2 separate regions of the Mus musculus genome follow, and region 1 is linked to region 2. Evidence: chromatin loops called from intact Hi-C (ENCODE). Cell type or tissue: left cerebral cortex. All regions are shown on one strand.

What was found. A loop is a pair of places that touch in the nucleus more often than their neighbours do. Peaks named below come from ENCODE experiments on the same cell type or tissue, not always from the same donor. Only the 100,000 strongest peaks of a DNase experiment are listed, where the experiment ranks them.
Region 1: it touches region 2 in a loop (4-fold over the local background); 2 of 42 quality-filtered maps call a loop at or near these places.

Annotation. Positions count from the first base shown.
Region 1 is chr12:46,320,726-46,328,725 of GRCm38, forward strand. No RefSeq gene overlaps it. Among named protein-coding and RNA genes, the nearest start is that of Gm40416, 120 kb to the left of the region's middle. In left cerebral cortex, no CTCF peak of the experiment used is centred here; DNase peaks (open chromatin) are centred at 2,752, 3,588 and 7,297; H3K27ac peaks cover 890 bases.
Region 2 is chr12:46,080,007-46,088,006 of GRCm38, forward strand. The region is part of intron 2 of Gm33811 (a long non-coding RNA gene); the gene reads left to right. Among named protein-coding and RNA genes, the nearest start is that of Gm24948, 100 kb to the left of the region's middle. In left cerebral cortex, no CTCF peak of the experiment used is centred here; DNase peaks (open chromatin) are centred at 3,416, 3,652 and 7,491; H3K27ac peaks cover 1,646 bases.

The DNA.
Region 1 (8,000 bases), 240 kb after region 2:
CGGGGAACCCAAAGACCCACTGAGCAAGAATATTTATGGGTGTCAGTTTGAAAGTCAGGAAATCTGTATGCTGTCAGGATAAAGACCTGAGTGCCAGGACACATCCTTAGGAAAAGAAGTTTACTTCCCTTCCTTTCAGATGTCTTTATCAACCTTTCTAGCTAATACCCTTTCAGATGCCCAAATCCTCATTTCTGAAATTAACCTTGATTAAAGATGATGTACATTGCGTTTACAAAATAGGACCTAAGAAATACATATGCTAAGAAATTGCTTTGTTAGTTTGACTCTACTATACTAGTTTTCTGCAGACATGGCTAAGAACAGTGGCATCTTTCTTCATAAATGAATCCTCACTAGTGGGTTCTATAATGTTATGTTTCAGGAAAACCATTTCCTGGGCAGAATTTTCCTATTTCTGAATCACCGAATTTGAAATCCTGTGCTTCAATAATATGCTAATTTTGTAACAGTCATCACACAGCTCAAAGATGCTAATCTTTTAAGATAAATTGTGTGAGGCCTACAATGAATTTTCTGACAAGATGATTCTGGAAGGAAGAAATGGAGAAAGAGGGAGATGCATGTGAAATGGGCTGTGATAAGTAGGCAGTTGAATCTCAATGCTTCCTGGACCCAGATTTTACTATGCTAGTGGACCAATAGTAATGCAAAACCTGAGAAGGGTGGATGACAATTTGTAACCCTTTCCAGAACACCCTTAAAGTTAGCTCTGTTAAACAAATTCTCAGGCTTCTCAGGTTTTCCATCTTTAACTCAAGCTTCTATGTATTTAGAAATTTTATTTTGTATTGTTTATAAAACCAAGGATAAACAAAGAATTGTAGGTAACTCTTATCATAGTTCTTGTTTAAAGTCAAAAGCTCCATTCTACTCTCTATTGTATCTCTAGCATTTAATAAAATATTAGATATATGACAGTATTCAATGAATATATTAAATGAAACAATGAATGTGTGAATGAATGAGATATTGAATAGTATTAGGGCTATAGGCATATCACCACAGAGAGATGTATGCATAGAAAGACCCCATTTTAGCATCTGTTCCATTATAACTGTTTGATAAATAGTGTCTATTCACTCTTTAAAAGGGGAAGCTGATGTGTTGAAGAAGTATTTGCAGCTGGATATACTGCTGCATGCCTCTAACCTCAGCACTGGCAAGGTCAGCCAGAAGGATGAGAATTTCAAGGACATGTTCAGTGGTACAGTGAGTTTCAGGAGAGCCTGGGCTAAAGAACTCTGTCTCAAAAAACAAACAAAAAAGTAAATAAAAGGAAGAAATGTCTAAGCCAGGAGCACCAAAAAGAAGGTCAGGGCAGATGGAGATTTTCAAAGGGCAGAAGAAAAAAAAAATATGAGAGAAAGCACAAGAAAAAGCTAGCTAGACATAGCATGAAACCTTCATTTATTTATACGTTTTGGTTTTCAAAAGAGTAACTCATTCTGTAGGCCAAGCTGGCCTGAAATCCACTATGTCAGTCATGATGACCGCAAGTCCATGACAACCCTCCTGTTCTAGCCTCCCAAGTGCTGAGATCATAAGCATGATCCACCAAGTCCTGTTCCTCCTAGCTTCTTATTGGCCTTGTTGGTTAATAGCATCTCATTGGCATTACCTGGATCCAGAGGGAATGTAAGTAGATCATAGCACCTTCTATGCTTTTTGTAGCAAACATAACCAAGAGAACAACCAAGAAAGCTTATTGTCATACATAATAGCACACATCTGACACATGTGTGCTCCTCAGGGAAGGTGTATTTCTCTATGTATGGCATGATACCCACAAAAGATTTTCAGAAATGTCACAGAACCAATTAAAAAAAAAGATGCTTTGTCTCAAGAGACAAGAAGTTTCAGGAGATCAATGCAGAGCTTCATGGTAGATATGGCTAGTTAGTAAAGTCCATTAGTAGATTCTTCTGGAGTCATTTCCAAAATGAGCAGATTACAAAGAATCTTCAGGAATCGGCTCTGCCCTTCATCATCAACAATGAAGGGTTCTAAATTTCTATCCTGCTTTTAGGCAACCAGTGGAAAGGGAAATTTAAATATATATATTTATATATATTTAAATATATATATATGAATGAAAAATATATTTAAATATATATATATATGAATGAAAAATAACTCTGCTGAATGCTGCTGAATATGTGATAATGTAATTAGTATTCCTGTCAACAGAATTGAAAATGAGATGTTGCATCTCTAGGGACTTTTACAAGTCTCTGTAAATAGTATATACATATATTGCTTTTCCATTGACGTCAACTTGAAAATAATCTTCATGGCAATATTGCATATTCAGCTTCCCTTCTACAGGTCTACAGCAGTGGGCAACTAGTCAGCCTACAGCAGACTTGGATACATGAAAAAGAAATTGGTTCCAACTACATTATTATTATTATCATTATTATTATTATTATTATTATTATTATTATTATTATTATTATTATTATTAAACAGGTCAAAACTGAAGCTTCTGGAGCTACACAGTTTTTTAGTGGCAACGAGCAAAATTCTTGAGGTGCTGCGGACCTGCAGCTCCATGCATTTCAGTTTGTAGTCACACCACTAAGTGTAGGCTTTTGAGATATTTTCCTGACTTGAAACTTTAGCCACGAACATACAGCTCTATTCCTAGTTGCAGTAAGAGATGGCCTGGCATTGTATGCTTGTTTCTGAGGAGGAAATCATTTTGTGTTGAAACCCAACCAGACAGAGGAAGTCCTGCTGAGACTGAAGGAAGCTCACTCATCCTTTACAAATGCTCAGGGAGAAAGAAAAACATAAAATTCTTGTCTGTGCAGTTTTAGCTTGCAGATATTGGGCAACAACCCACTGGATTATTTCCTATGCACCTGTATGTAAATAATCCGAATGGAACTCATTAACATTTAAATTCTAAGTTACCAACATATCCAAGGGAAAACTGATTAGATTCACTTGATTTGGTGCCAATACAGTAAATGACTTAATCTTTTAAACAAATCGAGGCAGCATTCTTCCATAATTTTGAAACACCATCCTTTTTAAAAAAAAATCATGATTTTGAAATGTGAAAGAAAGTAACTTATCCCCAAGAATTCCTTTTCCTTTATCACATAAATGTTAACTTTTATTTTTAGAGTCATGGAGATACTAGCCATGGTTTTTTATTATATTCCTCTAGTGTGTTATTTCTAACCCAAATGGCTTTTATTTTTCTTTGAAGAACCCAAATGCCTTTGGGGCTCAATATACTTAAGGAATATGTAAATGATAGCTTTGCCTTGTCAATCTGCAAGTGAAGATTTGGTAAGCCCTTCACCTACATCATCTGTAGCATAATAGCATTTTAATTTAGAGTGAACCTTTTTGCTTAGCCCATATGTATCTTGTATATTTTAAGAAAAACTATTTACAGAGACTTGTAAAAGTCCCTAGAGATGCAACATCTCATTTTCAATTCTGTTGGCAGGAATACTAATTACATTATCACATATTCAGCAGCGTTCAGCAGAGTTATTTTTCATTCATCCTTAAGACCCGGCATGCCCACCAGGTCAGTTTCAATAAGCACTACCTTGAGAATCTCTGCTGATGGTACACACAGATAATTAGGTGTAGTGTTAGGAAGAAATTTCACCCACCTCCAAAAGCTCAGCCTTGGAGATTTGCTCTGTTTCTCTTTCTTTGGGGGAGGAAAAAAAGATCCATTAGTTGCTAGAAGTGAGAGTACATTTATCACCCAACTCTCTCACCCCCACAGGTTAGGTATTTAATTGAAGGCTGGTTTTGGTTCTTAAGAGTAGCAAGCAGGGCTGCTGACAGTGAATACTGAAGTCTAGGTGAATGGTCTTTGCAGATTTGCGTTTTCAAGATACTGAAAATGTGCAGTTTGATTTGCACTGGCTTTATTCTGCAGAGGCTACTGAATGAATACTGCCGGTTTTATACCACAGCCCTATCCCTTTGAGATCTTTAATATGAAGCAGGAGATTAATGCCTAACACTGTACACCATCTACCTACCTCGCTTTATGAAGAGAATAGAGAAACTAGAAAATTCATTATGTGTGTTCTGTTTTCTATGACAGCTTTTGGTAGTATCAACTCAAAGCTGTTGAGAAGAACCCATCTTTGACAAGATGCAGACCTTGGAAGAAGAGTTTGCTAACAAACAACACGATCCAAAAATTGTTTCATTTTATACAGCAAATAGTAGCTTAGCTATCATGGCAAAATTATAGCAAAAGTGATTTCCCGTCTTTGTTACTCAAAGTGAAAAGGAGAAATCCTCACAGGCACACGCCTGGGGCGGGGGGGGGGGGGGGGGTCACTGCATAACTTGCTTTTGTGTTTGATTGAGAATATCTACTCTTTTCTCCTCAATCTACTCATCAAAGACCTTGGTGTAACTTGTCTTACCCTGCCCTTTTATGGAGGTAAACTCCATTAACAGCCCCAGCAAAAGGTACAATGGAAATTCAGAGAAGTTTCATGTTCAGGGCATTGTTCCACATGCAATGTCAGTAGCACTGTAAGAAGTCCAACTTTTTGAACATCTTTATTGTTATTTTTCTGGTAATAGAAGATAAAAAATGAATATATGGAACAAATCCATGAAGAAACATTTCTAAGCTCTGTTACTGAAAATGGTAACATTTAGAAAAATATGTAAAAAGAAAAACAAAGAAAATAAATGAGTTTACATTTTATAGATCAGTTTATTATGCTACCTCCAATAGTGAAACCATGTTTGATTTCATTCCTTTCCAAATTAAATACATTAAATAGTAAATACATTGAAATTCACAACTGATATGAGTAAAATGAAACATGCTATGTTCTTAGTCATTCTATGAAAGCTAACAATTCATTCATTATTGGACAGTCGGGGTGCAAGAGAAGGAAAATAGAAAAACATACCTCAATTATTCAACCTTTCAATTTATTTTTGTTTGAAGATTTCATATGCACATATGATATGGTTCAAAAACAGACACACTCTACTCCTCATCTTCCCTATACCCTCTACCACCATTCTTTTCCAATTCCATGGGGCTTTTGTTGTTGTTGTTGTTGTTGTTGTGGGGGGGTGGAGGTTTGTTTGCCTGTTTGTTTCACCTACCGAGTCTGCTTAGTGCCATGAGTTTGTATGTCAGTGCATCATCATCTACTTGCATGTGGGTGCATCCAGGGACTACATACATCCTTAAAGAAACCCAACTCTCACTTTCCTGAGAACTAGTATATTGTTATTATATAATAAATTTTAAGTAGTTAAAATGTATTCCTTAGAGGTTTTAAGCTCTTAGTAGAGAATCCACATGCCAATGCTGTCCTGATAACGATGGATAATGATGGAAATGAATGTTCCACATCCCTATGTCTCTTCCTCCTTCCCTCTCTCTCACTCTTTTTCTTTCTTTCCTTCTTTCTTTTACATTCTTCTTTTTTTTCTTGTTTTTGACCAATATCTTTTATTTAACTTTTTTTTATCCTTTGTGAATTTCACACCAGGCACCCCAATTGCATTCATCTCTTTGTGCCTTTGTGCCTACCCTCTGACCTTGCAACCTTCCCTACAAAAGAAAAGCATAGTTATTGTGGAAGCTGCAGTATGTCACAGTTTGTCCTACAGTATACTCTTTGGTCCACACTTACAAATGATTATTTAAATAAATTATTTGTCTGGGTTCTAGCACTTCAAGGCTTTTGGCTTCTGTTACACCAACAATTCTGGACCCTCATCTGTATTCCACTCTGATAGTCTGTTGTTGTCCTGTGTCATACATATTCTGCAGCTTTGAATATGTAGGACCAGCCATTCCATGTGTTCCAGCAGTTCATAGATGCTATAGATCTTGGACTGGACCTACTCAAAGCCCTGGATCTGGGCCCAGGTGGTAGCTGAGCTCACCACCTAATGCACACTCACACCACTAATGTTAACTCTCCGGCATTGCCCCACCTAGCTCACCCAATGCTGTTACTGATTAGGAACCAGCCCTCCTGTACTCATACCTGCAGGGATGGCTTTCCCCCATGACTAGGACCACTCCAAAAGGTTGCCCACTGTCTAATATGCTGTAGCCTGTGCAGGGAACAGAGGATGTCTCTCCCTCACCCAAGCACAGTGGAGAACTAATGAGGCCAGCTCATCCTTGACTCTGATACCAGGGTCAGCTCTACCGGGTTGTCCAGGTGAAGTGCAGAACCCACTCTCCCAAGGGCTACAGCTGCTGAGGGGCAGGAACAGCTCTCCCACCTGCCACAGATGGGGGTATTAATGATTACTTTTTTAAAAAACAGATAATGTTAATTGGGTCAAACAACCTTCCCTATTGATTTATACACACACACACATGCATACACATACACTGTTACATAGTAATATAATAAAAAGGCCAAGAGAATTTTACTTAGGCAAAGAATATACTCAATCTCTCCTCTAGATATTTTTAACTTATATAATGGCATTGTTTTTCTGGTTTCCTCTGATATGTTCTCTTAGCACTGCTATAGCAACTCACAAAGACAAGCTATGAGGTAAGTGAATTTTCTTCTTCCCAACTGCTAGGTCCAGAAAACTATTTAATGCAGTGGTCCAATTCCCACTCCATAGAGAAGGTTCTTTTCTGACTAATAGTAGAGTATGTAATGTCTTTCCAATCCTACTGTATGGTAAAGAGCACATCAACAGAAGCAGCATGAATGTTTTGTTTTTCCTCTCACTGGAGGAAAACAAAAACAGAAGACCAGACAATTGGACATGCCTACTGTGATAGCAAGGATGCACCCAAAGTTTATTTAAAACAAATAAAACTCTTTAGTAAAATAATCAATAGACGCTTAATACATAACTTTAATGACAAATTCAATGTGAAAAATGTCCAAACAGTAGCAAAAGTCCTAGAACATAGAAATGATCCTCTACAAGTGCAAGCACAGACTTGTTGGCTGAAGAAACACTGTGGTGACAGGCTGAAGGCATTTAGAGATCAATAGTGACAAACACTGCTATTCTAGACAGAATCTCGATTGAGGTCATTCTTTTGGACCAAGCCAGTCCACTGTTTTCTCCAATTATTTCCTGAGAGATGGCATAAAGCTTATATACATTTTGAATTCTGTTCTGTGTGATGATGGTTAATGATATGATATTTATAAAAATGATGATTCTATACGATGGAATGAATTGAATATCCAATGAATATCTCCAATGTTTTCATAAACTCACAGAGTGGGGATCCCAGATGACTTCCACAAAGGGACTGGTATTTTTGAAATAAGGAAACAGCTTATGATTCACAGGACTTGCTTGGTTCTGCCTATTTTTACTTACTTTAGTCTAAAATACCAGCCAGAATGACTAATGGAATTCACATGAGATTGATTCCTTTGTTCAAATCTCTGAGTGTAAGAGTCATGACACATGAAAGTTTAATTGGTTAGATTATAATTTCTTAGCAGTTATTCTCTTGAGTATATTTTACTTTTGAGCTTTTAAAATTATTTTTCACATATTGTCCATGCACATTTAGGAACAGAATCACTTAGGATATGATATGCATGTACTTATGTTTCCAGCCTCTGTGTGTGTGTGTGTGTGTGTGTGTGTGTGTGTGTGTGTGTGTGTGTGTAAGAAAGAGAAAGTTACACAGACCAAGGGGGAGATATAGATTGGGGGAGAGAGACATAGAGTTATGAAGTAAATGAAGTCTGTAGATGATCTTTCTAGGAGACAGTTAAGTACAAAGATTGGGCCAAGATCTTGGATTTGCTGTTACTTGACTTCAACAGAATAGAAAGAGGAGCAGGAGTTATGTTCAATGGCCCTATGTATTACGTATTCTCTAATAGCATCCACATGAATCTTCTTTAAGGAACTGTTTCTGGACATCATAATTCAGCATGTAAGGTGGAGCATATTCAATAACTATGGGGCAGAGTTTGGGTTTCAATGTAAAAATTACCCCTTAAAGTAGT
Region 2 (8,000 bases):
ACATAGTGGAGCATGTGTTCTTATTACCTGTTGTAAATTCTTCTGGGTATATGCCCAGGAGAGGTATTGTTAGACCCTCCGATAGTATTATGTCCAATTTTCTGAGGAACCTCCAGACTGACTTTCAGAGTAGTTGTACAAGCTTGCAATAGAACTCACTCTTAATAAAAATATGTACCACACTCTCCAATCCTCTGTTTATGAGATAGCTGACATTCTAACATCAGCTTTTTATGAATATATGTAAGTTTTCTACTCTGTGAGGTAGCAAGCACTGGCATGTCTATAGATCACCAACCTCTCACTACCTTCTAGCTTGCACTGTAATTAGTAGTTTAAGTACTTTTTATACCATAGACACTAAGTTTTCTAGGAAAGACCATGTCTTCTTACTCTTTTAGGGCCACAACTTAAGTACTATGACTAGTATATAATAATTAAATGCTTTTGGTGCATGTTCAGATGTTCTTATTGATCTGAGGAAAAAAAAAAGAACCCAGACTATGAGTAAAAGTCTCATCTTCATAGGGAGTTGATTGAATAACTTTATTTCCATTGCAAGAGAAATTTGTACTTCTTCATTTACAAAATTTTATATTGTTTCTTCTCAGTAGTATTTTTCTAAAATTTCCAAACTTCAAATCATTTTATTATTTTATTTATTTGGTCCCCATGATGAACTATAAATACTGTTACAATTCTTGTTGTTTTCCCTGAGTTGCAGAGAGAAAACTGAGGCTGAGAGAAGATGATCTTCCCAGGGGCACATGATAGACATGTCCATACAACTCTCTTCAGTGCTGACCTAAGGAATAATTATTGTGCTGTGTAGTGTTCATGCAGGTGATTTGGGCATATGAGACATATAGATACATTTGTTAATGATCCCTGTTAGAAATGAAATGTAAATGTGCTTGCTTTAAAAATATTTTGCTGGTTTCCAACAATGCATCTATTATAAAATTCACTTGGAGAGAGGTAGGTGTGGAAGTTCCTTGATGTTTGGTCTCTTAACTTTAAGTCTTTACTCTGTAAAAGTTTGTACCATAAGCTAGCCTAACTCATTCACAATCACTAAGAAAACATACTACTCTAAAAGATATTTTCTCTCTGGTCAGCTGCCTTCTTAATTCAGCTATCTATAAACCAGATTATGTAGACAAATGCACCCTTGAAAATATTCTATTAAAAAGAGTCACAGCAGCAGTTAACGCAAAGTGAACAGGAGGTCACCTTGGATACAAGTTCAAAGATATTCAGATTGTGGCAGACTTGTAGAAATATAGTGATGTTTCATAATAAATTAATGTATATATGGTGTCTTTCTTTGAAGTGTGAAGTTTAATTTTCAACACTAATTTTTAAAAGAGGAAAATAACAATTTTTTACAAGCTCAAAATACCCTTAGATAACTTAAGCTATCTCCAGGTGGAAACAATGGATTACTTAAGAACTGTTTGGTTTTTCATTGGGATATCTAGAAAAGTTAATATCTTTTTGGTGTATTAAGTGTATCCATGGAGGTATAAAGACAGCAGAAGTCCCTTGCCTTTCCTTTTCTGAACTGTGCCTTGTTCCCTATACCAGCACTAGCTCTGGTCTAAAATGCCTCTTTAGAGTAAAAATTTTCTCATTTGTGTTTCTTCATCTCATCTACAATTTCCTCCAAATAAAACCTTCACAACATACCACAATTGCATGTCAGATACAAAAGCCCTGGGGTGACATTTCCTGACAAGTCTTCCAATGGATTTTCCATACACACACATGAATAGGCACCAGTCCCTCAGCCCTAGTGAAACCTCTAGATGCACTTCACTTTCCTATATGCTAGTCCCCCACCTCAATCCATGACAATTTCCCTTCACTCAAATGAGTATTTTATTTTTAAGAACTAAACACTAATTGACTTTGCTTTCAACTTTGGATTCCCATAAACATGCTACTCAATCTTTTGTAGTTCACCATCTTTCATTGCATCCTCATCTGATGATCTCTGTCCATCCTTTAGAACTACTTCAAATATGCCTTCTCTCCTGTGAGACCTGCTTACCCTCTACAGTGAGTCAAGTACTTCTGGTGCTTTGCACATAGTGATCAGAAGACCACCATGGGCAGCTTATGTGTAGGTCTTTCTACTTTGCAAACAGCTTCCCAAATCAGTACGAGGTCTTGGCCAACACAAGCACTCATCTTTTTTGAGTTAATTGATGCATAGGGCACATGGAAATTTGGTACATGTGGAGAAATATTTGGTTGTGGTATAATGATAATGTCAGTGATGGTGATTTATATATAATTCATTACCATCTAAGATGTACCAAGGAATATCTTCTGAACTTTGTCAAAATTTCCATGTCCATATAACCTCAGGCAAGTGTGTTATTTAACATAAAAATTTTGAAGAGATGGAGCCAAAAATCTTAGGTGGGGGATTGTTAAGACTGAAGAAGCCTGGAAGTGGTGGCACATGCCTTTATACCAGCACTTGGGAGGCAAAGGCAGGTGGATTTCTGAGTTCAAGTCCAGCTTGGTCTAGAGAGTGAGTTCCAGGACAGCCAGGGCTACACAGAGAAACTCTGTCTTGAACACCCCCCCCCACACACACACAAAAAAAAGAGACTGAAGAATTTGGGGATCACAGAGGCAAAGTACCTACTGAAGATCTGACAGTTAATTACTTACATAGATGGAATTTAGGAAGAAGTTACATAGACTGTAGAATCCATGAGCCACAGCTAAAATGCCTCTTCCCATATCCTATCCTGAGTAGGAGATGTCGCTACTCTCCTTACGGTTTCATTTACTTAGTGCTTCTCAGAAAAATTCCTAAAGTAACAACTCTACTTTTCACTGGTCAGGATTACAAAGGCATGGCCCAAAAGTAGCAAAGGTTGAGACAGGATGATAGCCAGCCATCTTCTGGCATGATCACCATCATTATCTTTCAAGGTACTGAACAGTCTCCTTAAACTACTCTACATCTGTGTGAACCATGTCTGGACACACCCTCTGCCTCCAACTGCCTTCTCATTAGAATTCTGTCCCCAGGATCCACAAGGGAAATGTGAAGTTGCTACTGCCCATAGCTAGCATTCATGAGAAGAACAAATCCCCTACATCATAGGAAAAGACAGGAGCTAAAAGATGTTTATGCCTATCTCTCTCCTTTGTCTACCAAGCATTTCTATCTCACGTGCTTTTCTCTAGCACTACAATGAGAGTCCTCCTTGTATGCTTGGCTACGAAGAAGGATGAAGAACATTCTGAAGTCATTTCCTAAAATATGCATTGCATTTAGTTCTCTTTCTACTATCAGATATATGCAAGGTGAAGTTTAATACATTTATATTCCCTCTCCAGTCACATTTTGCCATCTGTGGTGCATTCAACAGGCCCAGAGAGGCCCACATCTATAATGGCTGTGCTTTAATATTCTGGATGCTACTATAGATACCGATAGACTTGGATAGAAACCAAAGCCTAGGGAAATAAGGGGTAAATTCAGCTTAGCTCCATTTCTTTAGATTATTTGCCTGGAGTAGAACATCCTAAAGTTTGCAGATTTCTATGTGACATTTTTTTAAATAGCTCTAGATGTACAGCCAGAAACTCTTTTAAAAAAAGAAAAGAAAAATAACGTCAAAGGTGACTCAGCCTAGCTGAAGCAAAAAAAGTTTAATTCAGAACATAATTTGCTTTCTTTTATTTGCACACTGCAGTTCTGGGGAATAAAAGCCATTATAGAATCAAAGGACAATTTGCTTTTTTGTTGTTGTTGTTCTGCACTGAATTTTTAAAGGCTTTAAAAAAAATAGCATAAACAGATAAATGATACCAGATTTGGTGCAGCTTAAAACTAAGTACCTTGAGCTCCTTCTCGTAATAAACAGAAGGAGTCTTGGCTCTCTGCTCCAAGCACAGGGTTGTGTGAGCTCAGTAAGACTGATTCTCCTCCTAGCCCCCAAAAGAAAAAAAGGTGAACCGAGGCATTGACAATGATTCTCAGGGAGATGGGGGTGTTAAAAGATGTTTAATTATGCATGTTCCAATCTTTTTGTTCTTTTATGAAAATTGTCTTTCACTATCTGTGTTAGCCTGTTAGCTCTGTTTCTGTCTTTGTCTCTCTCTGCCTCTGTCTCTCTGTGTCTGTGTCTGTGTTGTGTGTGTCTCTCTGTGTATGTGTATGTGTGTGTGTGTAAAATTGAGTGTATATTTATTTGTGTTTGTGAATGAGTGTGTGTGTTTCAAGTTTTAAGCCTCTCAGGAAAATCCTCAGTCCTTCCTAGTGGAGGAATATTGCAATAAGAAAAATCAGGGGAACATTGATCTATGCTTATGGAAAATAAAACAGAAAATTGAATAGGATAAAGGTAGTAAGGATTCAGATAAAATGAGCTTCTGTAAGATTTTCTGAGAATAGATTATAAAGTGTGGATGAAAAGGTTTGGGGGCAGTGGCAGAGTGTGAAGACATTGATATGAATTATGTATTAAATTCTGTGGCCCATCTTCAAGAAATGTCAGCAAAGTATGGGATTGGTTTTAATTACTTTTTGATTGTTGAGCTATTTCTCAAATGTGACATTGCACAGCAATGCCCTAGCTTATAACAGGAAAGAAAGGGATTACATATCAGAATGGAGAAAACAATTTCTCTTTTTAAGGAGTTTCTCATGTTGTGTGTGTATCCTTACAGTCCCTGTAAAGCCCTGGAAATATAGTTCCCTGGAGAATGTTGACCTGAGTGCAGAGAGAATGAGTGGATGGTTCTCTGTGCCAGACATTTGTTTCCACAATACTAATCAAGATTTTACTTCTGACAACTGAAGAGCAGGATTTATCCTTGCTTCTGCTGTCATCAGAGACAAAGGACAAGACTAATTATGATATAGTATCTACTAAAGCGCAGCTACAAAGTGAGTAAAAATAGATTGTAGGATCAGAAATGACCCACGATGCTCATAACCTGGGTAGGAAGTTACAAGTATATGAAGGGGAAAACCAGGGCCTAAGAGCAAGAGCAGTCAAGAAGTCACTCTTGGTGGAGAACTTATGTGCTGGCTTCCTATGCTCATGCTAGGTAAGGAGAATGTTCCAAATTAGAGGCTTTGAACTAGTTGTAGGGACAGTCCTATCTGAGGAGGAGACTGGAATCTGATTCCTGGTGGGAGAACCACAATTTCTTATTGCACTTGGAACAGCAGATCGTGTAGTTCACTCTGAGGATAATATAAGGTTCCACACCAGAAGGGTACATGGGACAAGCATGACAAAGCCAAAAGTCTTTTATCTCCTCTATATTTAGGAAGACTTATACCTGCATCATTTTATCAAAGCTGAAATCTGGAAATACGTTTGTCTTCCATTTTGCCTGTTTCTAGGGATATACTTGGAAACAGATTTTGCTATACAGACATTACTCAAATTCCCTGAGATCTTAGAAGCATTCAAAATCAAAAGGCTAAGTCTCACTGATAAGGTTCAAGAAAGTTTTTTTTCCTTCTTTAGAGGAACACCAGTGCAAATTTATGCTATTTAACAAAATTGGTGTTGTAATGGCCTAGAGTGCATGCTAAAGATAGGACCCAGGAAGAGAACCACTTTAGTCCAAGCTTGTAGTTGAGCTGCCATGGCAAAACAGGCTTTCTTATTCTTAATACTTACGTCACAAGGCAAATAACAAATAACACTTTAACTCAGAATAATTAGCTAACTAAATTTATCAGCACTCAGAACACACAGCAATGCCTTTACTTCCCTTCCTTATTTTATTCATTTTTCCTTAGAAGCAATGCTATTTCTATTACTTCTGCAGGCCCTCCTGCAACCCACCATTTTCCTGTGTTAGAAAAGACCAGTGCCCTCCCCACCTTGAGTGATCCATATTACCTAAAGTCACATATTGATTGGTAGCTATAACCAAATTTATGACTCAAAGACTTTGGAATTATGGAGCTATGTTTAGCCTCAAACCCATGCTAAATTACTTCAAAGGCCTGCTTATATTCTTGTATTTTCCAGCAAATGCACTAGTAAACCACAGAATTGAATTCTTTAATTTATAACTAAGTGCATATAATTGTTCAAACATCTGGTTTACAAATAACAAAATTATTCAATTTACTTCTCTGGAACAGTTCAAGTACTAATCATCATATTTTCTAATATTTTCCTGTTTGCACTTAGTCAAACAAATTAGGTTCTTGTATTTTAAACAATCAAATGCACTACCAATATCCCAGAGGTTTGATTTTGATCTATAATTTCTTACCCATTTCTGATATTTTGAAACATACTTTCATCTGAAGTTTTTGGGGTTTTTTTCCACGTTGATTTCCCCTAAGTAATTTGTTCCATTCTATTGTGTTCACCTCAGGATAAAAACTAGTGTCCAGGAACACTGTGTGAGAATATGTATAGTTCACTCACTGAGATTTCCATAGATTGTCAATTGCAAGATTATTCTAGCATCTCAAATTGTGATAAATGGCTATCCACCACTATATTTGTTTTTTCTCTATGTGTTTGCCTTTTCATTATGTTTGTGATTTCAAGGTCAGAACATAGCTGTCACAGCTTCTTGTGTGTCTTATTAACCAGATACCACCCATGGTGGAGGAGGAAACTAAAAAAGACATCTCCCTTCTTTAACTCTTTTCTTAATTAGGAATACTAACGCCAAGATGCCATCAACTGGCATTCTTTTTAGAGAAAGTATCCCAGAAGAAACCTACTAAAATTCCCGCACCCAAAAAATAAAGAAAAACACAGTATTTGCCTAGCCTAGCCTTGAAATATGTCCTACATTAGCAACTTCCAATGTTGATTCCATTAGAGAGAAAGGTATATGAGACCATGGAGCCAATTATAAAACTACATGATTAGCAAGCAGTCAAGCCCTGTTTTTTATTATTCATTATCCTTTCAATATTCATGTATCTGAACTGGAAGTCAACTTAAAACCAATAAATTGTTCTTTGAAAACAATACCATAACCTTCTTTTCTTTTTCCAAAATGAGAAACACCTTTTGCATTGACTATAATATTTATGTATTGCACTAAGTATACATATTTAAATGATTATGGGAATTCAAAACCATATAAAATAGTGTATTTTCATTCATGCATTTATTCGACAGTTACTTAATAATTACTATATCCAAGGCTCTGTTTTAGTTACTGAATGTTTATCAGGGAAAAAAAGCAAAGCAAAATGAAAATCGACAAGAAGGCCTGCCCAAGAGATTCTAGCAGTTACCAGTAGCTGATGCTCCCCCCTCCTTTGCTGGAGAAACACACTTCCTATATTGACTTAGTTATACAATTTGTTTTAGATAATGAAATGGTAGTGATTATGATAAGTGTTATTTCCAAGTAGAAGCTTCTGTTCTCTTCTGTCCAGACAAAAACAATTCAGCTTGGAGTACCCAGAATAACACAAGTCACTGAAGAGCCTTAGCCAATTCATGGAAATAAGATAGTTTGTGAGTAACTGATTGAAGTTATTTCTTACCATAGCACGGCAAGCTAAATAAACTCATTTTGTAAATAGTATACTCAGTACAAAGACACTGTGTACTCTTGGAAAAGCACAATAACAGAGTAGAACATGCAGGACAGTAGGGAAGGCTGTGTATCATCAAGTGCAAGCATTGCCTAGGACCATGAGGGTAGACCCCAGTGGGAAAATGAGATTGTAGGTGCATTCTGAAGAATGGCAGGAGATTTACCATGAGGATGGATAAGCTAGATGCAAGGCCCACAGATGAGAAGCTACTTAGAGACTTTGGCAAAAATCAATGAGTTTCCTTTAGCTACAGGAAGATAGCTAGGTTCTAAGGGATAAAGGGCAATACAGCATTAAGCCCGGGGGCAAGTCATGGAGACATTGCAGAGTTTCTCACAAAGGAATGAAAAACAATATCTTAAAGTATCATTTTTGCAGCCATGATCAGTGTTATTAAGGAGGAAAGGTAACTCAGGGGGACTAGTAAGGT